2 separate regions of the Homo sapiens genome follow, and region 1 is linked to region 2. Evidence: chromatin loops called from intact Hi-C (ENCODE). Cell type or tissue: OCI-LY7. All regions are shown on one strand. Links, peaks and the distances in the headings refer to the core of each region. The heading gives the core; the rest is flanking DNA. Region 1 overlaps TTC12-DT (TTC12 divergent transcript). Region 2 overlaps ZBTB16 (zinc finger and BTB domain containing 16).

What was found. Hi-C counts contacts between places; a loop is a spot of excess contacts. Peaks named below come from ENCODE experiments on the same cell type or tissue, not always from the same donor. Only the 100,000 strongest peaks of a DNase experiment are listed, where the experiment ranks them.
Region 1: a loop joins it to region 2, with 23 times the contacts of the local background. A loop is called at or near these places in 17 of 110 quality-filtered maps.

What each region holds. Positions count from the first base shown.
Region 1 is chr11:113,300,998-113,313,488 of GRCh38, forward strand. The region is part of intron 1 of TTC12-DT (TTC12 divergent transcript); the gene reads right to left. Among named protein-coding and RNA genes, the nearest start is that of TTC12-DT, 7.2 kb to the right of the region's middle. In OCI-LY7, for the core only: CTCF peaks have their summits at 4,905 (motif pointing right) and 5,106; a DNase peak (open chromatin) is centred at 4,894.
Region 2 is chr11:114,254,563-114,267,053 of GRCh38, forward strand. ZBTB16 (zinc finger and BTB domain containing 16) reads left to right here. Exons shown (of 7, transcript NM_006006.6): 7 at 1-2,203. It also overlaps a transcript of NNMT not described here. Among named protein-coding and RNA genes, the nearest start is that of NNMT, 36 kb to the right of the region's middle. RefSeq lists an enhancer at 3,053-3,581. In OCI-LY7, for the core only: a CTCF peak has its summit at 6,647 (motif pointing left); a DNase peak (open chromatin) is centred at 6,659.

The sequences.
Region 1 (12,491 bases), core at 3,844-6,343, 960 kb before region 2:
AAGCCATCTATGACAAACACACAGCCTATATACCAAACAGGAAAAAGTTGAACACATTCTGCCTGAGAACTGGAACAAAACAATGACACCCACTTTCACCACTTCTATTCAACATTGTACTGGAAGTCCTAGCCGAAGCAGTCAGACAAGAGAAAGAAATAAAGGGCAACCAAATCGATAAAGAGGAAGTCAAACTTGCTGTTCACCAATTATATGATCATATACCTAGAAAACCCTAAAGACTCATTCCAAAAGCTCCTAGATCTGATCAATGAATTCAGTAAAGTTTTAGAATACAAAATGAATGTATACAAATTAGTAGCACTGCTATACACCAACAATGACCAAGATGATAATCAAATCAAGAACTCAACCCCTTTTATAATAGCTGCAAAACAACAACAACAAAAAACTTAAAATAATTAGGAATATATTTAACCAAGGAGGTGAAAGATCTCTACAAAGAAAACTATAAAACACTGAAAGAAGTCATAGATGGCACAAATGGAATCACATCCTATGCCCGTGGGTGGATAGAATCCATATTGTGAAAATGACCATACTGCCAAAAGCAATCTGTAGATTCAATGCAATCTCCGTCGAAATACCATCAACATTCTTCACATAACTAGAAAAAACAATCCTACAATTCATATGAAATCCAAAAAGAGCACACATACCCAAAGCAAGACTAATTAACAAGAACAAATCTGGAGGCATCGTATTACCCGATTTCAACCTATAAGGTCATAGTCACCAAAACAGCATGGTACTGGTATAAAAATAGGCATGCAGACCAATGGAACAGAATATAGAACTCAGAAATAAAGCCAAATAGTTGTAGCCAACCGATCTTTGACAAAGCAAACAAAAACATGAAGTGGGAAAAGGACACCCTATGCAAGAAATGGTGCTTCGATAATTGGCTAGCCACATGTGAAAGAATGAAGCTGGATCCTCCTCTCTCCCCTTATACAAAAATCAACTCGGCCGGGCAGGGTGGCTCATGCCTGTAATCCCAGGACTTTGGGAGGCCGAGGTGAATGGATCACAAGGTCAGGAAATTGAGACCATCCTGGCCAACATGGTGAAAACCTGTCTCTACTAAAAATACAAAAATTAACTGGGTGTGGTGGCATGCACCTGTAGTCCCAGCTACTTGGGAGGCTGAGGCAGGAGACTCACTTGAACCAAGGAGGCGGAGGTTGCAGTGAGCCGAGATTGCGCCACTGCACTCCAACCTGGTGACAGAGCAAGACTCCATCTAAAAAAAAAAAAAAAAAAAAAAATCAACTCAAGATGGATCAAAGACTTAAATCTAAGATCTGAAACCATAAAAATTATAGAAGATATCACTGAAAAAACTATTCTACACATTGGCTTAGGCAAAGAGTTCATGAGCAAGAACCCAAAGCAAATGCAACAAAAACAAAGATAGATAGATGGGACTTAATAAACTAAAAAGCTTCTGCACAGCAAAATAAATAACCCACACAGTGGGAAAAAATATTCACAAACTATGCATCTGACAAAGAACTAAGATCCAGAACCTACAAGGAACTCAAATAAATCAGCAAAAAAACACAAATAATCTCATTGAAAAGTGGGCAAAGAACATGAATACACAATTCTCAAAAGAAGATATACAAATGGCCAACAAACATAAGAAAATATACTCAGCATCACTACCTTTATCAGGGAAGTGCAAAAAAAAAAAAAAAAAAAACCACAATGAGATACCACCTTACTCCTGCAAGAATGACCATAATTAAACAATAAAAAAAAAAATAGATGTTGGCATGGATGTGGTAAAAAGTGAACACATTTACACTGCTGGTGGGAATCTAAACTAGTACAACCATTATGGAAAAAAGTATGGAGATTCCTTTAAAAACTAAAAGCATAACTAACATTTGATCCAGTAACTCCACTACTGGGTATCTACCTAGAGGAAAAGAAGTAATTATATGAAAAAGATACTTGCAGATGCATGTTTACAGCACCATAATTCGCAATTGCAAAAATATGGAATCAGCCTAAATGCACATTAACCAATGAGTGAATAAAAGCTATATATATATATATATATATGCCATAGAATACTATTCAGCCACAAAAAAGGAATAAACTAATGGCATTTGCAGCAACCCGAATGGGGTTAGAGACCATTATTCTAAGTGAAGTAACTCAGGAATGGAAAACCAAATATTGTATGTTCTCACTTATAAGTGCCAGCTAAGCTATGAGGACGCAAAGGCATAAGAATGATATAATGGGCCAGACATGGCGGCTCACGCCTGTAGTCCCAGCACTTTGGAAGGCCGAGGAGGGAGAATCACTTGAGGTCAGGAGTTTGAGACCACCCTGGCCAATATGGTGAAACCCTGTTTCTACTAAAAAATAACAAAAATTAGCCAGGCATGGTGGCAGGTGCCTGAAGTTGCAGCTACTCAGGAGGCTGAGGCAGGAGAATTGCTTGAACTTGGGATGCAGAGGTTGCAGTGAGCCAAGATTGTGCCACTGCATCCAGACTGGGTGACAGAACGAGACTCCGTCTCAAAAAAAAAGAGAATGATATAATGGGCTTTGGTGACTTGTGAGGGAAGGTTGGGAGGGGCGTGAGGGATAAAAACTACACATTGGGTACAGTGTATGCTGCTCAGGTGACATATGCACCAAAATCTCAGAAATCACCACTAAAGAACTTTTCCATGCAACCAAACACTACCTGTTCTCCAAAAATTATTGAAATTTAAAAAAGGTTTTTTAATAAAATAAAAAGCTGGAAAAAAAAAACAATGAAACCAATGCTAAATTCCAGTGACAGATTGGTAACAATAAAAATACAATTTTGTTCCCAATCAAGTTCAGAGACACCCTGAATTCTATCCATGGACCCTTGGGAGGGGGTCCCTGGACCCTAAGTTAAGAACTCTTAGTTTAAAGGATACAAGATGGCAGAGACATTCTAGGGCTGTCCAAAAGGATATGCAATTTGAGGAAGGAAAAGCCAGGTGAGATAACATAGACTGTTCTTCACTGTGGTTCTGGAAGCTGGAAAGCACCAGTGTAAGTGATGAAAAGTGAAAGGGGTTCCAGGCTCTCCAATAATAAAATACACAAAAACAGTCCATTTATCACTGATTCATTTGTCAGATTATTTCTCATCTTTTAGATCAGAAAAAAATTAAGCGTGCTGATGAGGATACTGTGAAACTAGCACTCTCAAGCATTGCTGGTCATAGTTGGCAAATGGTACAAATTTGTACAAATCCATTGAGAATCTATTTGGGAATATTAACAACCATAAAAGTTTGAAATCTTGATTGAGAAACCCATTTATGAGAAGCTACCCAGAGAAAATAATCTGAGATACATAAGAAGTTTTACTTAGAGATGTTTGTTGCAGCAATATTTACATGAGCAAAACATATTAGAAACAACTAAAGCTCTAAAATGATAGCAAGTAGTCAAGTGAAGTAGAGAAATGAATAAATGGAATGCAATGTGAATATTAAATATCAGTAATGAAAACAATGCAATTACCTGGTATAGACTTTAACTAGAGACAAGACAAATATGTATCCTCTCTGAGCCTTGATTGCCTTGTCTACTAAAAGGAAGATAATAACACTATCTCCTAAGGTTGTAACTTGGTTTCATGGGATAATGTTTAAAGCTCCTATAAAGAGCCTGAGACATCAAGGGTGCTCAGAATGTGTCAGCTATTATGATTATGATGACATTATGCTATGCCAATAAAGTAAAACAAAATCGTATGTAATCCTGGTTACATCATTGCAAAAATATGTAGAAGAAAGACTGAAAGGAAATACATCAAAATGTTAATAGTACTGTTGGGGTAAGAGGTCATGAAAATTTTCTGTCTTTCTCTATATTCTAAGTTTTAATTATATACTTTAAATATGCTCTTAAACTGTTGATATAAAAGAAGCAAAGATGTGTTCTAGAAATACATATCTCAACCTTTTATAGCAATTGAGATGGGATCTATATCAGGACAGCAAGTAACTCTGGACTCCTTTAATTCTCTGTGTGCCTTCTTGTCCCCAAAACCTTGGAGGCAAAAAAAACCTCACTGCACAAAGCTGTGCATCACACAATTGTTTCCTTTCCTTTCCTTTCCTTTCCTATCCTTTCCTTTCCCTTCCTTCCCCTTCCTTCCCCTTCCCTTCCTTTCCCTTCCCTTCCTTTCCTTTCCCTCTTCTTCTCTTCTGTTTTCCTCCCTCCCTCCCTCCCTCCCTTCCTCCCTCCCTCCCTCCCTTCCTTCCTTCCTTCCTCCCTCCCTTCCTTCCTTCCTTCCTTCCGAGATGGGGTCTCAATCTGTCGTCCAGGCAGGAGTGCAGTAGCATGATCTTGGCTCACTGCAGCCTCAAACTCCTGGGCACAAGTGATCCTCTTGATTAGCTGAAACTACAGGCACATGTCACCATGCCTGACTAATTTTTTTTTTTCACTCTTTTCAGAGATGGAATCTTGCTTTGTTGCCCAGGCTGGTCTAGACCTCCTAGCTTCAAGTGATCCTCCTGCCTCAGCCTCCCAAAGTTCTGGGATTACAAGCATGACCCACTGTGCCTGGCTCTGTCTTTATAATTTCTGAGTGGTATGAATCACCCCTAAATGAATGACCAAGTACCCTAAATAAATGATGAATAAGTGTTAAACATTCTCTGGAGCCTAAATTGTTGACATCATTTAATTCACTATCCAGAGAAGTGATCACAGCAGCAGTAGCAGTCAGAGGCAGCTAGCCAGGTACGAGACACATAGTAGGTGCTCAGCAAACATTAAATAAATGCATGAATGGCTGACTGCTCGTGGGTCCCAGCCTTTCTCTGCCACAGTGGTTGTCCAGGTGCAGCCAGTCTGCCACACGGTGGCAGTGCTGTTCCACACTAGGCAGGCTTGGTGGCACCGGTTCCACCTGGCACTGAATGCCCAGTGCTTTTCTTTTTCAGGCAGAGAAGTCCTACGATCCCCAGAAAGGATCCAAAGATGACATTGATGGAGACACGCTGCCTTTCTTAATGGAGTGGGGGGCATGCCCCTCTGGCTATAGTTAAGATGTATCTTTCACCTTTGCAGGGGTGGGCCAGCCTGTGAAGTGGAGGGAGCAGTCTGTAAGGAGGCTTCTACGTTCACGAGGCGCAGCGAGGCCCAGCGAGGCCCAGAGGCTCCTGGAGTGGTCACTGATGGCAGGAGTTTAAAACAGGGCTCTCTCAAGAAAGTACATCTGAGGCAGTGTGGTGCGGTGGGGTAGCCTGAGCTCTGGTGGGACACAGACCAGGGCTCACATCTTGGCTCAGCCTCTGACAAATCACTTTACCTCTCTCACTGCATTTTCTTGTCTTTGAAATAGGAATAAGACCTTGTAAGGCTATCAAGAGCTTTAAATTAAATAATGCATGTAAAGGACTGAGCACAATGCCTGGAACATAGCAGCTCATTAAGGGCTAGTTACTATCATTACTGTTGTTGTTGTTAATAACCGTAGTGTCATTTCATTAAGTATAGAAATCTCAAGGAAGACTCTTGGCCCCTGTGGTCACACAGACTAAGTCTAACTGGATCCTGAAATTATTTCTACGTCTATGGTAGAATGCTGTTTTTTGTTTGTTTGTTTTTAGTTTTTTTCTTTCAAAAGGACATAGGTTTGGAAAAAAAATCAAATGTGACTTTTGAATTCTCTTTAGGGAGGAAAAAGACAGTGTTACATTCCTTCAGCTTCCTCCTTCTCTAAATTTTGAAGCCAAAGTTATCAAATCAATTGCAGCTCCAGCATCCATGGTGAGGGGTCTTTGTCTAATGGGCCATGTTTGTAGTTTGGTTCCTGGATTCAGGTTGACTTTGTCAACACCAATCACTCTTAGCAGGCAAAGGTGAGATCTCTTTATTCCTCATGTCCTCAGGAGAAAAAAAAATATCTCTCCTAAACTTTTATTTATTTTTGTTTTTTAGTGATGGAGTCTTGCTCTGTCGCCCACGCTGGAGTGCCGTGGCGCAATCTCGGCTCACTGCAACCTCCACCTCTTGGGTTCAAGCTCAGCCTCCTAAGTAGCTGGGACTACAGGTGTGCCTGGCTAATTGTTTTGTATTTTAGTAGAAACGGGGTTTCACCATGTTGCCCAGGCTGGTCTCGAACTCCTGGGCTCAGGCAATCCATCCGTGTCAGCCTCCCAAAGTGCTGGGATTACAGGAGTGAACCTCCGCACCTGGCTGCACCTAAGTTTTTAAAGTATGGTTGATGAGAAAAGACAAAGAGAGACAAAGACAACAAAGACAATTGTTTACACTAAAGAGAGAGCAGAGTAAAAGAGAGGGGAGACCACTTATACAATCTCCAAGTCTCAGATTTACTGTACAATCTCCAAGTCTCAGACTTACCGTGAACAAATGTTCTCCCATTTTTATTGAGAACATAAAACAAAAGTAAAACTGAAGTATCACACAAGGGATTTGGATCAGGTGGAAGTAGTCGTTGTGAAAATATGATTCATAAAGGTTCTCTAGGAGAAATATATTTGAAACGCAAGTCAGCAACAATTTAAAAGTCTGTTTCCCTCTGTGCATTTGAATATATATGAAAATACATAGACATTGACACTTAAAATGTAAATCATAACCATTGTTATTTACATATACTCATATGCGAGGTCCCTAGACTTTGCCATTGTAACAAGTGAAGAAGAAGTGTTCCGAGTGGCCGTATTAGACATGATGGGCTACATTATGCTGCGTTAACAAACAAGCCCCAAGGTTTTATGGATTATAACAAGAAAGGTCTGTTGCTCACTCATTCTACATATCCATCAAAGGTAGACAGATACCTGTCCTCCATGAACTCACTCAGGGACACCATCTGGTTGCTGGGTCGGGGGAAAGGACATGTATGGGGAGTCAAACTGGCGCTTAAAGGCTTCTGCCCATTTCACTTCTCCCAACACTGCATTGGCCAAAGCAAATCACCAGGCCATAGAGAAGTGAGATCCTACGATGCACCTGGAAGTGGGGAAATTGGAATCTTCCTGGACAGCCCAGTGGCTATCCGGGGTTTACCAGGACTTTTGACATGTTAAAGTGGTCAATCTGTCAAGTGCAAGATTTATCCTGAAAAGTATTTTGTGACTGTAACAGTGCTTATCCTCCAGGATGGACCACTCTGGGAAGGTTGAGGCAGAGAAACTATAAACACCCTTATTCCTTTTCCATCTAGAATAACATATTTGAACCTTCCTCTAAGCAGAGCAAGAGAAAAACTCACTTATTCAACAAATCTTTATTTAGCTCCAACTAAGCACCAGGGGCTGGGGATACAAAGATAAAATAAAGCAAAATCCCTACTCCCAGGAAAGGCATTGTCTAGTTACCCTGTTGGATTTAGAGAGTTGGGACTTGGAGTAAAGTTTGGGTTCGCAGAGATGTATGTGGGAGTCATCAAGATGGAAGTGACTTCTGAAGAAGCCACGAATGTCTGTGACTTCCAGCTCAACCAGGAGCAAACATGCTGCCCCCGTCTTTTGCATCCCTCCTGCCCAATAAACTCTTATCATTCCATCCCTGGGCTCTTGCCTTGTTGTGTCCCTGTTCCACACCCTTCCTATGGCTTCCATCCGGGATATAGCTGCCCCTACCCACATCTCTGGGCTCATCTTGCACCACTCTTGCCTTTCACAATGTTTCTTGCCTCTAAACTTTTGCCAGTCCTGTCCCCTCTGCCTGGAGCCGTCTACACACTCCCAGCCTGCACATTAACCAGGGAAATCCCTATTCTTGTGGGGACTTGCCTGACAGCATTTCCTTCTCCCTCCCTCTTCCTTAGGCACTAGACCTTCACTGCCCTTATCATACTGTTCTATTAATGTAATAATCTGTTTATGCATCTGTCTTACTCATTAGACTGTGGGATCCTTGAGGACAGAGGCTGTGCCCCTGGCTCATAGTATGATAATTGGTCACAGCAAACACTCCAACAACTTTTGTTGATATTTCTGTGGCAGTGAAGTATGATGAGATTATCAATAAAAGAGATGCAAGCATGAAAATATATCCCATAAGGTTGGGTGCAGTGGCTCACGTCTGTAATCCCAGCACCCTGGGAGGCTGAGGCAGATGGATCACCTGAGGTCAGAGGTCCAAGACCAGCCTGGCCAACCATGACCAATGTGGTGAAACCCCGTCTCTACTAAAAATGCAAAAATTAGCTGGGCACAGTGGCAGACACCTGTAATCCCAGCTAGTCAGGAGGCTAAGGCAGGAGAATTGCTTGAACCCAGGAGGTGGAGGTTGCAGTGAGCCAAGATCATGCCACTGCACTTCAGCCTGGGTGACAGAGCAAGACTCCATCTCAAAAAACAGAAAAAAAATTCCATAATAGGATAGTATTCCAAGTGTGTATGGGGAGATATAAAATGGAAAAATGACTTCAAGGAGAAAAAAGAATAACATAACCTTCTTAATTTCACGATCTCAGTATCAAATTGCTCCAATGTGTAAAGTTTATTGGATGAGATGCATTTAAAAATTAACATGTGTTTCATTTTAAAATATCAACATTTCTATTATGCTAGTATAACATTATTGTGCTTCATTTTAAAGTATTAACATTTCTATTGTGCTAGTATAATATTACTGTAGGGACTTATGATGAAAAATTAGATATAAACATTAAGAGAGTGTTAGTTGAATGAATGAATAAACGAAGAGTGCTTTCCTTATCAGTTAACATTAGGTTTGACTGGGAGTGACAGAAAACCCAAGATAGCAGAATCTTCAATAAAAGTCATTATATTTCCAGCAACTGAAGTATCTCCTGTTGGCGTTCAATATCTTGCTCATATAGAAATATGAAGTCGGGCAGTCCAAAGCCCTTGAGGCAGCTCCATGATCTCAGGACCCGACCTCCTTCTAGATCCTCAACACAATGCTTCTATATCATGGTCCAAAATGGCTGGCCCAGCTCCAGCCATTGGGTCCCCATTCCAATCAGCAAGGAAAAGGGCATCCTTTTGGGGACACTTCCCAGAAGTAGCACCACCACCTCTGCTTATATCTAATTGGTCAGAACTTGATCGTGTATTACACAAGGAAAGCTGGGAAACACAGTCTACTCTAGGTGTCTTGGGCCTTGCTAAAAATTGGTAGATCTGAAGAAGAGGAGAACAAATATTAAGGGACAATTATCAATTTACTCCACATCTATACTTGGATAACTCATGGGCATTTTGGACTGGATATCACAAATCTGACCTCATCTTTTCTCCAAACATTATTCTCTAATATTCTCTAGCTCAGCCAATGGAGAACCTTAATCTGGTCAAGCTGGAAACCTAATGTCATTATTGATACTTTCCTGCTGTCAATCCTCCCTCGAAAATACATCTCAAATTCATCTCTATTCCTACTGCCAGTACCCACAACAAACTCCTAACCAGTGTCCCTCTCACCTCTTTCCAGATCATTCTCTGCATTGCAGCCAGAATAACTTTCTAAGAAAAAATAAAAATCTGAGCATGTCACTTTTCTGCTAAAACCCCTGGAAGGCTGCCTATGATGCTTAGGATAAAGACCAAAAACCTTTACATGGCTTTCAAAGGCCTAATGTGATCTGGCCCTTGCTTCATCTTGCACTGCTTACCTTTTGTTCTCCATGCAGCAGACAAACTTGGTGTTCTGCTGGTTCCTCCTCCATACCAGGCTCCTTCCTGACTGCCCATGCCATTCGCTCTTTCTCCACCTCCCTCTTTAACTGTCCAATGCCCACTCACCCCCCAAGTCTCTTCTTAAACACCACATCATCAGGGAAGACTTCCAGTGTTTGAGACTAGACTTCCATGGCACCCTGTGCTACCTTTGCTTTTCACCCTTTACTTCTTATGGCACTTATCACAATGAGAATTTACATGATGATTTTGTTTATTGACCCTTATTCCCCTTGGGTGATAAGCTCCTTGAGTCTGGTGACTAGGTACCACTGGTGCTCTGCTGCATCCCAGCATTTAATGAAGTGTCTGCACTTTTCTACTCAGTGTGGCCACAGTCCATAAAGGGATGTCACTGCAGATCTCAGCCCCTATCCTGTTTAAACAAGATCACCAGGCAATTTCTACACACAATCAAGGTTTAGAGGACCTGGTCTAACACATACGAATCATAGTAGTAGTAATAGTTAATAATACTTACTAGGTATTGATAATGCTCCAGGCATTGTTCTAAGCACATGGCCTGTATTAACTCATGTACCTCTCACAGAAACCCTATGGGATAGAGAATCATTTAACAACCCAGTTTTACAGATGATGAAACTAAGGCCCACAGGGATTAAGTAACTTGCTTAAGGTCACACATCTAGCAGTAGCAGTAGCAGATGCATAGAACCAACAGACTGTATGCCTACTGTGTATAAGAGACTAGTTACATTGAGATACAAGGATGTGCAGCACAGAAAGAATCAGATCACAGGGCACCAAGTGAGGGGGAGGAGAGCTGCAGTGAGGAGGAGTCCCTCAAATCTATCTCCCAGTGGAGTGCTGGGCTGGGGTTTTTAAGGAGATCATGGAGGTGAGGGGCTAGATAACTGGGGTTGTCCATTGGTGGGATAAGGGGGATGAAAGTATCAGGATTTGGGAACTGCATTCTTTGGTGAGTCAACTTCTGGTCAGCTACAGTAGGAGACCTGGGGGGGCAGCAGGACAGGGTCATAGTGGGGCCCTCAGACCAGCTGGTGTCAATGGGTCCTTCAGAACAGCTGACATTAGTAATTTCACTGGTATGCAGGACCTGAAAGAATACTCCAAGTGGAAAACACAATGTTTTATGTTCAAGTTGTTAACTATAGAGCAGTTAAGGGGAACTATAATATTGTAACTGGGTCTACGTGATTCTGAGATAACAGACACTAAATAATTATGAAGAAGCAGGCCAGAGAACAAGCTGACCTCATGGTTCATGCTGAATGTGCTGCAAGCTGGGCTTATTTTATTTCTCCCCTTCCCTGCTTCCCTGATTAATTTTATAAAGTTTGTAAGGAAGGTTTCAGTAGTGTTAGTAATAAAAAAGGAGGAATATGATCCCCAGTACATAGCACAATAGAAGGTGCATAGTAGGTGCTTCAAGACATTTTAATGAATGCTAATAGGTGGAGATGTGAGATTTGAACCCAGCAAAATGGCTCCAGAGCCCCAGCTCTTAACCACTTAGCATGTGATGACTATTTGTCAAGTGCACCCCAGGGGCCTTCCGCTGCATCTAGCACACTACAGGCCACTCACACTAGCTGAACAAATGTGTGAGTGAATGGTTAGGTGGTACAGTCAGTTGTGGGCAGATACCTCTGGAACCTAGGAAAGGAGTTTAGTGAAAAGAGTAGTAGGATAGGAAGTAAGTGATTTGGAACTATTGGCCTCAATGTGATAAGAAACACCCTGAGGTTGGGGACCATAGGCATATAGCCTTCATGTATTCAAGGCCTCACAGGCCTAAGAGGAAAATGGGGTGATACTAATGGTGATAACCAAAACATCACTGGTTCTTGTCTCCATCAATTCCCACAGGCTGGAAGGTCACTGTGAAGTACCCTATATCTTTCTGAGGATCCCTATGGTGTGCCTAGCCTGTGCTCATCAACGTCCTTGCTCCTGCCAGGCACCTACACTGTCTGCTACTTCTCCTGAGGCACCTCATTCCCTTGGGACAGCCACTGTGACCATGTCCTGCTGGGATCCCCAGGTCTCCTGCTGCAGTTGATGAGCCAAAAGACTCACTCTGCTGATGCTGTACCCATTCAGCTGCCAAGAGGAGCAGAACATCCGTGGCCCCTTTGTGTTATACTGCATTAGAGGGGTACCCAAGCAGGATGGTATGTGTACCAATGCATCATAGAGACTTCAGCCAAACAGCTCTTCTGTTCTCTACAGGACACAGGCATGCATCCTATGGGGCCTAGGCCACAAGAGAGTCAACAGGCTGTACTTGGAATCAACACTAGAGCTAGCTGGCCATGCCTGGATCCCTCTCCCCTCTGGCGAATTCCATCTCTAGGGGCTCCTTGTTCCCTGCCAAACAGGTTTCCATAAAGCACTCATTTGCCAAGAAGTTCCGGGTGTTTCTGACCGTGAACTTAAGCTCAAGTTTCCCCTAAACCTGCTTTTTTTCCATTGGTAACCCTGCACATAATACTCTGAGATTTTGTTTAGAAAAACAGACTGAAATTTCTTTAGGGCTGTGTGCATGTATTTGGGGCATGAATGAATGTGCCTATTAGCTCATTCTGTTCTAAACCCTATGATTCCCCGGATGTCACGTGCCACCTGTTCCTACTGACTAGGTACCAGGCACTGAAACCACCATTGCAAAATTATAACTGAGATGGTGAAAGGGATCTGACCTAACCGACTCCATCTTGCTTCTCATCTCCAAGCTGTCTTTGTTCATTCCTAGGCATAGGCCAAACTAACTTTGGGGGGAACTTAGTT
Region 2 (12,491 bases), core at 5,359-7,858:
GGTCAGGGTAGTTTCTGGGCCTGCTTCCCGGCAAGCCGAGCTAGGGTGAAAACTGGGGGCGCACCAGGATGTGAGACAGAAAAGCAGAAGATGAGACTCTGTTCATTCACTTTTCCTAGGCCCATCCTGTGGTCATCTTTCCCCCTCCCATCATACCTCCTCCTTCCTGGAGCCTCTGCCGGCTTGGCTGTAATGGTGGCACTTACCTGGATATTTCAGTGGGAGGATGAAAGGCGAGACTCACCCTACGCGGTGGGACAGATGGGGAGAGGAAAAAGGCAGAGATGGCCAGGAGAGGGGTGCAGGACAAACCAGAGAGGTTGGGTCAGGGGAAAAGGGTGGGGAGAAAGAGGGGTGCAGGCCCTGCAGGCCGGTTAGCCAGCAGCTGCGGCCTCCCCGGGCCCTTGGCATCCAACTTCGCAGACAGGGTACCAGCCTCCTGGTGTGTATCATAGGATTTGTTCACATAGTGTTATGCATGATCTTCGTAAGGTTAAGAAGCCGTGGTGGTGCACCATGACATCCAACCCGTATATATAAAGATAAATATATATATATATGTATGTAAATTATAGCACTGAGGGCCCTGCTGCCCTGCTGGACCAAGCAAAACTAAGCCTTTTGGTTTGGGTATTATGTTTCGTTTTGTTATTTGTTTGTTTTTGTGGCTTGTCTTATGTCGTGATAGCACAAGTGCCAGTCGGATTGCTCTGTATTACAGAATAGTGTTTTTAATTCATCAATGTTCTAGTTAATGTCTACCTCAGCACCTCCTCTTAGCCTAATTTTAGGAGGTTGCCCAATTTTGTTTCTTCAATTTTACTGGTTACTTTTTTGTACAAATCAATCTCTTTCTCTCTTTCTCTCCTCCCCACCTCTCACCCTTGCCCTCTCCATCTCCCTCTCCCGCCCTCCCCTCCTCCCTCTGGCTCCCCGTCTCATTTCTGTCCACTCCATTCTCTCTCCCTCTCTCCTGCCTCCTGCTGCCCCCTCCCCAGCCCACTTCCCCGAGTTGTGCTTGCCGCTCCTTATCTGTTCTAGTTCCGAAGCAGTTTCACTCGAAGTTGTGCAGTCCTGGTTGCAGCTTTCCGCATCTGCCTTCGTTTCGTGTAGATTGACGCGTTTCTTTGTAATTTCAGTGTTTCTGACAAGATTTAAAAAAAAAAAAAAAGGAAAAAAAAAGAAAAAATGAATTTACTGCTGCAGGTTTTTTTCTCTCTCCATGTGTCACTAAGTGAAGTTTGTGCCTTCTATAGCAAAGAGAATATTTTTTACATCCTACTAACAGTAGATTTTTTTGTAGTGAACATTTTTTGTATTTTTATTTATAAGTCTCATAAGAAAAATAGCAATGTTCAGTTGTATACCTTGAATCTGCAGTTAGAAGAGAATAAAGTTAATTCAGTTGTCTCTCGCTTGAAGCGTCCCACCTTTTTATTGAAGTACTTGGTTTTGTTTTGTTTTTTTTTTTTGTTTTTTTTGCCTTTTCTTGTGTGGGGAACATGGTAGAGGAATTAAGATTTTTGTGTGGGGACTGGGAAAAAGAAAGCTCTGTATTACACATATTTAGACTTATCTATGTGTCACTTTTATGCCACATTTACAAGGCACAGATGCACTGAATAACATTTTTCTAATACTTTTTAGTTAAAAAATGTTAAATACGTTAATATCGTATGATCCTTGGTACAATGTGCTAGGTAGGCACTTGTTCACTTATTCAGCAAGACCACCATGTACCAGTTACTGTTGTCGGCGCTGGGAATTACAGCAAAGGACAAACAGACAAACCCTGGCCGCCCTGGGGCTACCATGCTAGCGGGCCGCTGAGTCGGAATCCGTGGCTGTGTTAGGATAACTTGCTCAGGATTGCACGGCTGGTGAGCAGCAGTCAGAACTCCATCCACCTCTCCTGATACCAGGCCAGGTTCCTTTACTCCAGAGTTCTCAAAGCAGGGGTCTCACGTCTTCTTTAGTCTTTAGAGAGACATTTTCAACTGACTCCTTAGTGGCTAAGCAAGCTTCAGAAATTTCTCAACAAGAAGCTTCCACACAATCAAAGGTCCCTGCCTGCGTCTGTAGCAGCCAAGAGCTGTTAAGAAAGGAGATTGGAGCAGGTGGCCTTGTGCAGGGGAGGGGATGGGTGGGAGGTGGCCGTGCAAGCTCTGCATTGTCATGGACGGAATAAAGGATTTCCACAACACTCAATGGGTACGATTCCCTCCCTGTCTCATCTCCCTGTGTCTGGGCCAAGCCCTCTTCTCTGGCCCTTTCCCCGTTCCTCTTATCGGGGATAGAAGCATCGCCCTATCTTTAGCTGTAAAACCAAAGCCACTCAATCCTAGACGTGGTGCTTCAGCACCTCTGCCTGAGGCCGTCCTCACTGCCTGTCTCTGACCAAAATAACCCCTCTCCTCCTCAAGACCCAGGGGACACAGCCATGATTGTCGTGCTGGGTCACTCCGGTAGGGTAAACCCACACCGAGCATCAGGCCTGGCCTCCAGCATCACCAGGAGTCGCAGGGAGCCATCACCCCACGCGCCACCGCCACCCACCTGGGGAGCCAAACAAGGCCTGGCCTGCCAGGGGTGGCACTGGGAGGGTTACCTTTCAGCCCTGTTCTCCTGGGGCCAAGACCCGGGTCTGTCTGACCCTGGGGTTGCTGAGCAGAAACCGCCTGGAGCTACCCCTACCACCGGACAATCTTCCCAGGAGGAGGAACAGGTGCAGCCTGGGGGCCTCCAGCCCCTAGAAGTTGCTTCTCTGTCTTTGCTTTCTCCTCTCCCTCTTTGCCGTCTGCTGTGCTTTCTTGACCCCTCCTGCCCCTCATCTTTTTCCTCTCTCCCAATCTTTTTTCTCTCCTTTCCACTCCTCCCCTCTCTTCCTCATCTGTGGTCTTTTCTCCTTTCTTTTTGCTTTTGTTTCTCTGTCCCACCTTATTTTCCCTCTCCACATATTTCTCATCTGGGAAACCAGTCCTTAACCAAATTCTGTGTTTTGATTTTGAGCAGTTGCCACCATTCCCCCAAGCCGTCCTGATCCTGGCTTTTCTTGGGCCCCTGCCTATTTCCTCACCCCCACACTCTACTCCAACTCCCCGACACACACACACAGACACACACACACAGCCTCCTCGCCCCTCCCCCAGCTCCCCTCCCCTCCCTCAGGCCTCAGCTTTCTCTTGACAGATGGGAGGGCAGTGAGCACTCCCTCTTTAAAACAACATTTAATCGCCGTTTTCTGTTCTTGGACATCAAAGCTGGGGCTTAGGCGCTGTGCTGGGGTCGCGGCGGCGCGGGCGCTGGGGGAGAGGAGGTGAGTGAATAGGGGCTGGGCTGAATGGGCTTTGTGTGACCGCCAGCTCTGCCAGCTTTACATGCTCTTTGACCCAGATATGATCTCATGGAGAGAAAGGGGCCCTGGCCAGGCCAGCCTGAGAATGCTCCCTCCGTGGCCTGACTCAACCCCTCTCCTCCCTGCCTGGGGCAGGCGGCCCCACTGCCGCCCCCTGCCAGCCCCGGCTGCCACTGCCCTCTGCCCCAACCCTGGCAATTGTGGGCAGCCTCCTCCAGAACACACTCACCAGGAGGGCACATTGCTGGGGTCAGAAGAGGGGACAGGCACCGAGGCAGGGGCTGGGAGGATGCCGCCGTGGGGCTGCAGGGTGTTCTCCAGGGACCTTAAGCGGGAGCTCCCCGCATGCCCTGTAGTCCTGGCTGGGTTCAAGGAGGCGTTTGGGTCATTTCAGCCTTAGCAGCTCTCCTCCCAGTCGCTCTGAGGAACTCCTCTCCTGACCAAAGTGGAGAGCTGAGGCCCGGCGCCAGCAGAGGTTTGCTGAAGACTCAGGCAAGTTGCAGCCCGTGAGAAGAGGCATAAGGGAAGCCAAGGCCAAGGCCGCCTCCCTCCACTCAGCACGGCCAGGCCTTCCCATGTGGGAGCCCCTCACGCCCCTGGCACCAGGAAGGGAGGGGATTGGGGATCTGAAGATGACTGGCCTCAGTGCCCTGCTTCAGCCCAGACCCTCTGTCACTTCCATCCTCTGCTTTGCTTGCTGCCCAGAGCGATTTTCCAAAAATGCAAATAGCATCATGTCGCTCCCTAGATGAGAGTCCCTGGTGACTCCTCAGTACTCTGAGGATGGAATTCAAACTCCTTAACAAAGTTCCAAGACACCCTGAGTGACAGAGCCCCTGCTCAGCACCCAACTTCGTCTTAAGATCACTCTTGAGCCCCTCGGCCAACCCCTACTCTGCTCCAGCCGATGGGACCACGGGTGTTCTGGGCCACACCGAGCTCCATTCCCCTGTGGGCCTGTGCGTGTGCTGTTTCCTCTTCTGAGAGCTACGCAAACACACACACCCCTTCTGTCTGGCTCTCTCAACTTCTCCTTTTTCACTTTTCAGCTCAAACCTTCTCTCAGGAAGCCTTCCCTGGACCCCTGAAGCTAAATTAGGCATAGAGTCTCTATAGTACCATTTAGTCACCTGTTTCCTTAACTGTCACCATTACCAGACTGTCAGTTCCTTGAGGTCAGGAATTGTGTGTTATCTATCTTTGTGTTTCCAGAGCTTCATGCTGCCTGGCACATGATAGGCACCCGGTAAATCTTTGTTGTATAAATAGATGAAAGAAAGAGAGGGAGAAGGAGGGAAACAGAGAGGTAATTAGCACTCCAGGGCTCATGTTGCAGTTGTCAGGGGCACGTGAGAGCAGGGAAGGAGGAACATCACATGCCCGCTCGGGCACCTCCCCAGGACACGTGTACACACACGCAGAGGCCCAGTGGGGGGGGGGGAGCTCCTGCATCCCCACACCTGTGCTCATGTCGATTCATAGACCACCTGACCCGTGTCTGCCGCATGCCAGAGGAAGGAGCAGGAGGCAACAGGGCAGTGGTGCTTCATAGTTGGGAGCTGCCTGGGTGTTGCTGGGCAGGATGCGGGGCAGGAGAGGGGCTGGGGGGTTGCATATGTAGACACCTGGTCCTTGGCCCATGGGGGCAGGTCCATCCCCCAGCTCTCTGTGTGGTTTCAGGCCCAGCCCCGCCGCCATCCCCACTTCCACTCGTGGGCTGGCAGGAGGGCAGGCTCCTCTCCAGGCTGCGTTTTCTGCACCCAGGGGGTGCCTCAGTGAAAGTGAACTCGCTCATTTAAACCTGACTCTGCCGCCCTGCAGCCCCCTGCAGCGCTAATTACCCTGTAGTTCTAAACTGATTGCTGTACACTAAGCTTAAGCCCTCCTTTATTTATTTACTGACTACATTAATAGCAAAGCCACGCTGCGTTCAGCCGCTCCCAACTGTACACCGGCTGGCTGCACCCGTTCCCTCATGTCTTCCCAGGGAGGCAGGGTGGAGAGATGCAGCCTGGCACAAGGCCCCCTTACCCACCACCCTGACTGAATCTCCAGGGCCAGACAACATGAGAAATCACTGACTTCATCCATACCTACTCTGGGACCCGATGGGGCTCCTCTTATTCTGACTCTATGACAGAGTGGGAACATACAACACACAACAGCTCACCAAGCAGAGGGGTCTGCTATTCACAGCACACTCAGAATGCTGCCTTTCAGCCTTCACTTGTGGGATGAGACGCTGAGCGCTGGCCTCATTTTACAGATGGGTAAACTGAGGCTGTGGCTCCATAGCTGGTAGGTGGTATCTCAGGCATGCTGTCCATCGCGGAGATGGCCGCCCCACTTGTCCCCACCCAGCCAGCTTTGACAATTTCTGTTGTGTGTTCCCATAACTTCTACCCCTTGCCACGAGAAAGGAAGCCCTTCCCTATGTGGAACTGAAACTGCTTTTTTGCTCTCAGCTTTTCTGCCTCATTCACCTGCTTGTCCAGAATTTGCTGGCAACTTTGGGAATACAGCCTTTCCTTCATTCTCAGCCTTTACCAAGCAGGTCTAAGTCAGACCTTCGATGCCAATCCCCACTTCCCTCCAGCACTCACACATCCAGGGATGTCTGGGGAGAGGAGGCCCGCTCCGGGCTCCGGTGTGGTCAAGCCCTGCTGGTTCTCCCATTCTGGGGTACAGAGGTGCTCATAAACACTGTCCTTGCCTGCATCTCTGAGTGCCCTCAAATCCCCTGAGGCAGAGCTGGGCCCTGGCCTTGGGGCACAGCAGCTCTCTGAAGACCAGATGGGCCCCATCAGGGTGCAGCATACGGACCCACGGAACCAAGCACCCAGGCTCTACTCTGATGCCAAATAGCTTGGTGGCTGCCGTGCGGTGCACCCTAGAGGAAGAGGGGCAGCTGAGATTTGGCAGAATCTGGGATTCAGTCGAGGGGACCTGGGTTTGAGGCCAGCTCTGCTGTGCACCGCGTGACCTTCACTGTATCTCAAAGGCTCCCGAAGGCCTCACTTCCTCAACCCTAAGACTGGGGTCAGCAAATACCTAGCCCACCCATCCTCAGGACAATTGTGAAGCCAACTAGAGTAACGACGTGAATCAGCTTTCTAAACACCACGATGCTATAAACGTGAGTTATCAATGGGGACAGGCTCTGGCTGGTCTGGAAGGGGAGCTGGGGTCCTAGACATTTATTTCCAGAACAGGAGCCCACGGAGCCAGGGACCCAGGAGCCTGGGATTCTGGAGTAGTGAGGCTGCTGCCGGCATCTCCGGGACTCTGTCTCCACCTAGTGGGCACTGACTGCAGGTGCTTCTGCTGCTAAGGCCGCCTGGAAAGCAACTGGGGTTGCACATCCCCTTAAAAGCTGCCTTGGGGCCGGGCGCGGTGGCTCACGCCTGTAATCCCAGCACTTTGGGAGGCCGAGGCGGGTGGATCACCTGAAGTCGGGAGTTTGAGACCAGCCTGGCCAACATGGAGAAACCCCATCTCTACTAAAAATAAAAATAAATTAGCCGGGTGTGGTGGTGCATGCCTGTAATCCCAGCTACTCGGGAGGCTGAGGCAGGAGAATCGCTTGAACCCGGGAGATGGAGGTTGCGGTGAGCCGAGATGGCGCCATTGCATTCCAGCCTGGGCGACAAGAGCGAAACTCCATCTCAAAACAAACAAACAAACAAACAAACAAAAAGCTGCCTTGGTTCCTTTGGGTCCCCTGCTATCCCAGGTCAGGGTAGGGCTGAGTAAGGAGGGAATGTGGTTCAGATTTGTGCCAGAGAAGAAACGCTTTAAACTACTCGGGGTTGGGGGACGGTGTTCCGCTGGGCCTTTCCAGAAGTCTTCCTAAGTCAATAGTTCTTTCTTGACTTTTCTTCTCCCATCCACCAACTGGCCATATCAAATCCAACTCCTCCCATCCCTAAAAAGCTGAGTGGGAAGCTGCTGTCAGTCAGCCCTAACCCCAGGGATACGCGAGGCCTCATCTTGCACTGAGGGAAGATCAACCTCAGATGGAATTCAGCTTCTCGGAAGCTTTGTGACTGGGAAAGAAGCAGGCAGGCCTCGAAGGGTTTGCAGAAGGAGCCCAGAGTGCCCCTAGGGCTGGGTCACTGAGACCCTGGGACGTGACAGTAAAAGGCTACAGGGCAATGGGACAAACTCTTACTTCCTGAGGTCCTGAACCTTCCGAAAGCCTAGAAAACCCATAATGGAGGGTCGCTGAAGTCAGCTCCTGCCTTTAAATCCAACTGCCCTTTTTAAATTTTATTTTTATTTTTTATCTTCAGCTTTTAAGTTCAGGGGTACATGTGCCGGATGTGCAGGTTTGTTCCATAGGCAAACATGCGCCTTGGTGGTTTGCGGCACAGATCATCCCATCACCTAGTTACTAAGCCCAGCATTCCTTAGCTATTCTTCCTCATGCTCTCCCTTTCACCCCCAACCCAACACAGGCCCCGGTGTGTGTTGTTCCCCTCCACGTGTCCATGTGTTCTCATTGTTCAGCTCCCACTTATAAGTGAGAACATGCGGTGTTTGGTTTTTTGTCGAACTGCCCTTTTAATGCAGTGAGTGAGACTGGTGCCTGTCCTAAACCCTCCACACCCCACTTTCAGCTCTCAGAACCAGTTCACCAGCCAACCCCTGCACTTGGCCTACAGATGATTTGACTGGAAGTGATCTTAGGACAGGTCATCTTTTCACTCTCCTTGCCTCTGTGCGCTTCCAGCCATCTCAAATGGATGCAACTAAATGGTTTGGAAAACCCCTCCAACACGAAACTTCTAGGATTCTAGGACTCTAGGACTCTACTATAGAGCCAACTATAAAGATCCTCAGAAAAACACATACCCCTGGCTCCCTATCACCTGTCAGCACTTTTTAAAGCAGCAGCATTTCACTTTGTTTTCCCCTCCACGCCGACCAGTGTGGTCTTCAGCATAGAGTGAGCTTCTAGTGACACGAGCTGGAGGGAAAGAGGAAGTGCATCAGGACGGCTCGTCCAATGGACAAGGTAAGGGAAAGATCTTCCCTAATAACTCTCCATTTGGGAAGGAGGGAGTCACAAATGGCAGGGGAGGTGGGGACACTGGCCCTCACCAGCTCAACTTGAGGAATACTCACCTTACTCTCAGAAATCTGTCGATTACCATTCCTCCTTCACCCCCATCCCAAGCATGGGTACTTGACCTTTTCCTGAATTCTCCACAGCTGACACCAGCTGAATGCTTTTCCTGAATTCTCTGGCACAGCTGAGACCAGCCTGGGATATTTAAATTAGATTTCTCTGAAGTCTCAAGGATGGCAAAAGAAAACAAGCACCAATGAAACTGAGTACCCCCCCTGTTTCTAAGAGAAAAAAAGTTAATTTTTACAGTTATGATTATTTTCTCTTTTCTCTTTTCTCCTATTCCCTGCTTCCTACTTAGCTCTTTAGAAATGATTATAACCTTTACCTTCCCTTCACCAGACACTCCCTTCTGGGCAAGCTTATCTGACTGTGTGCTTACTTAGCAGCTCCAGAGCTGAGCTCTCTCCTACCAGGAGCTTGCGTCGAGAGACAGCAGTCAATTATTTACAACCTGAAGGGTGCCCATTACAAAACTCTTTCCCACCTGAAGAGTATCTCAAAATCATGGCCACTTTATAACCTAGCTCTGCCCACGATGGCACCAGCTCAACCACCTGGCAGATAACGCACAAACCACGTAGACCCCACACCTGCTCGCTCCCTCCCCTGTATGCCGTTCAAATTAAGTCCCCCTTTAAAAGTCCCGAATTTCTGCCCCAAAAGTGAAGTGCTAGCCTTAAAGGCAGAAGCCTGGACTTCCTCCCCTAAGCTAAACTTTGGAATAAAGTCAGTGTCTTTATACCAGACCTCTTGTTAGTTGAACTCTACAAGTGGCAAGCAACTGAACCTCCATTTTGGTTACACCAAGAACAGCATAACATTAGATCATCTGGTTCACAGGCAGCAGCATGGCTCCCATATCATGCCTTCCTGCCTGGTTCTCTGCCTGCCTTCAGGAGACAGGGCCTGTCTTTAATCCCTGCCACTGACAAGCCTGATAAAGTGAGACCCAGAGTGACGTGGGCTTCCTGTTTCTAATGGACTATGTGTCCATCCTCTTATTAAAAGTCAGCTCCTCCTCTTGGGCTCTGGATCATATCCTCTCAGTCTTTCCAAGCCCTTTGCTCCTGTGCTTGTCTTCTGTTTGCTACATCCATTTCCCCCTCTCTTCCTAATTATTCACATCAGCATAGAACACCTCCCATTTTAGCAAACCTTTCCTTGAGCCCACATCCCCCTTTAGCTTCCACCCATATTTCTCTCTTCCTTGGAAGAGCAAAATTCTAGAGAGCTGTCTGCAGACACTGTCTTCCTTCCTTTTTCTTACAACAATTTCCAATTTGAGTTTTATCTCTGTTATTCCTTTAAAATTGTCTTTTCAAGTTCACTAGTGGTTCCACCATGCAAAATGCAATGGCTTCTTTGCTGATCTGAAAATATAGGATTAACAAACTCAGTTTCTTCCTGCCACCCTCTCACAACATAGTCACATGCAGCTTCTGACACCTAATGTAGGGGGCTTCTCCCCACACACCAAGCAAGCACTCCTCCAGTAGCTGACACCAGCTGGGTGCTCTCTAACTCAATTCCATTCCAACACTACCTACCTGGAGATAGCATCAGATCCCACAGGTTAAGGGTTCAGTCCCACAAAAGCGCCTCCCACTTCCAATGCCAATCACAAGCTCCAGGTTGTTTGATCCGTGCTTCTGATGACCAGCTATATATCAGGGTTCCCACAACCTCCTCATTGGGTTTGATTAATTTGCTAGAGTGGTTCACTGAACTTAGGGAAACATCTACATTTACCTATTTACTATAAAAGATATTACAAAGGATACAGTTGAAGAGATGCATAGGGCAAAGTATGGGAAGGGGCTTGGCACTTCCATACCCTCCCTGGGTGTGCCACTCTCCAGGAACTTCCAGGGATGTGGCAGTCTGGAAGCTCTCTGAACCCTGTCCTTTTGGGTTTTTATGGAAGCTTCATTATATAGGCATGATTGATTAAGTTACTGGCCATTGGAAATCAACTCAACCTTCAGCCCCTCTCCCTTCCCTGGATGTTGCAGGGTAGGGTTGAAAGTCCCAACCCTCTAATTCTGCCTTGGTCTTTCCAGCAACCAGCCCCCATCCTGAAGCTGCCTATGGGCTGCCAACCCCTCAGTAAACTCATTCGCATATGAAAAGGCACTTTTTAACATAAAATCACTTTGAAGATTTCAAGGATTTTAGGAGTTGTGCGCCAAGAGACAGGGACGAAGACCAAATATATATTTCACAATATCACAGCTGGCTTTATCTTCCTTGATCTCCCAACAGCTTTCTACATAACTGACTTGCTCCTTTTGGAAACACTTCTGGTTTCCCTTCCCTCACTGGCTGCTGCTTCTCAGTCTTGTTGGCTCACCCCATCATCTTCTTCTGCTGGAGCTCTGGATATTAGACAGTCTCTGAAAAGTTCCTTGATGCTTTTACTTTGTCTAGCTACATTCTCCCCCACCCTGATGTCTCATCTATTTCTGTTGCTTTTAGAGTGTACCTCTGGGAGATTATTCCTTAACTGTTCCCTGGCCACGTTTGAAGTGAGTCCTGGGATTGAGTCTGCCTTGGGACAGTGTGGCTTTCAGGACCAGCCCAATTCCTGCTTGTGCAAATCTGGGAGACTGAGTGTGGTTTTAAGCTTTGAGAGTCAAAGACATTATCAGGCCAGGTTCATGGACTTTTGGCAATTCAATTTCTCCGAAAATAGCCTTTGGCTGTATTTGCTTCCAATCGATTTCTTACGCCAGTAACCCATTAACCATGATTAAAGTTCTTTCCTCAACTTAGTTGTCCAATCTGTTATTATTATTATTATTATTCTGCACCGCCAAGTCTCCTTGTCAACTTCCTGGTGGTTACCTTGGGGTCATCTGCGAGTCAGCTTGGGTGGGAAAAGCAACACCTTTAATCTGATGTTTGTCACAGTACTGAGTCTCTTTGTAAGAGAATTTTTAATAATGAGCCTTTAATGCTTGAAGCCTTTTCCAGTTTCATTCCTGTAATTTAGGGTCCAGAAGCAGGTAGCTTTCCTATATCCAAGAAAACCCAAATTTTTGGATTTTCCTCCTACTTACATTCATTTCTTCTCGGGAAATTGTCAGTTATTACCTGAACACATCTCTTCATAGTAATATCTTGCTACAAACGCTGAGGAGCAATCAACACGTACTAATATTATGTCCCCCACCCCACCTCGCTGTTTCCCTTAGAGCTATAGGCTTAGTATATACTTGGCTTAGTCTACCTTTTAAGTAGTTGCACTCAAGAGTTTTCCTAAATGTTTTACTTATGCCTATCACAGGGCTCTTTCTAACTAGCTATCTTGCTCTTCTTCTGCCAGCAAAGGCTCTAAATAAACCTGCCACTGTCTACCTTTCTGACCGTCTTCTTCCACTCTTTTCCCACCTCTATACCCAGCCTCACTGTGATTCATTTGTTTCCAGAACAGGACAGGCCTTTGCATGTGCTGTTCCCACTGCCAAGAGCTCCTTGCCCACCCCCACCCCCAGTCCCACCCCATATCTTTGCATGGCTGCCTCCTTCACATATAATTTGGGTCTTAGCTCAAATATTGCCTCTCAGTGGGGTCTTACCTGACCATCTGCTATGGTTTGAATGTGTCCCCCAGAAGTTTATGTGTTGGAAACTTAATTCCTCTGCCCTCTTGAATGGATTAATATTATCATGGGAGTAGGTTTCTTACCTTGATAGTGGCTTTGTTAGAAAAACAAGCTCTCTCTGGCTTGCTTGCTCTGTCTTGCCATGCAATTCTTTCACCATGTGATGAGACGGCATAAAGGCCCACACCAGATGGCTGGTGCCATGCCCTTGGACTTCCTAGCCTCCAAAACCATGAGCTGAATAAACTTTTATTCTTTGAAAAATGATATTTAGTTATAACAAGAGAAAATAGACTGAGAAACCATCCCATCTATAGTTTGTTTTCAGCTGGGCACGGTGGCTCACACTTTTAATCCCAGCACTTTGGGAGGCCAAGGTAGGCAAATCATCTGAGGT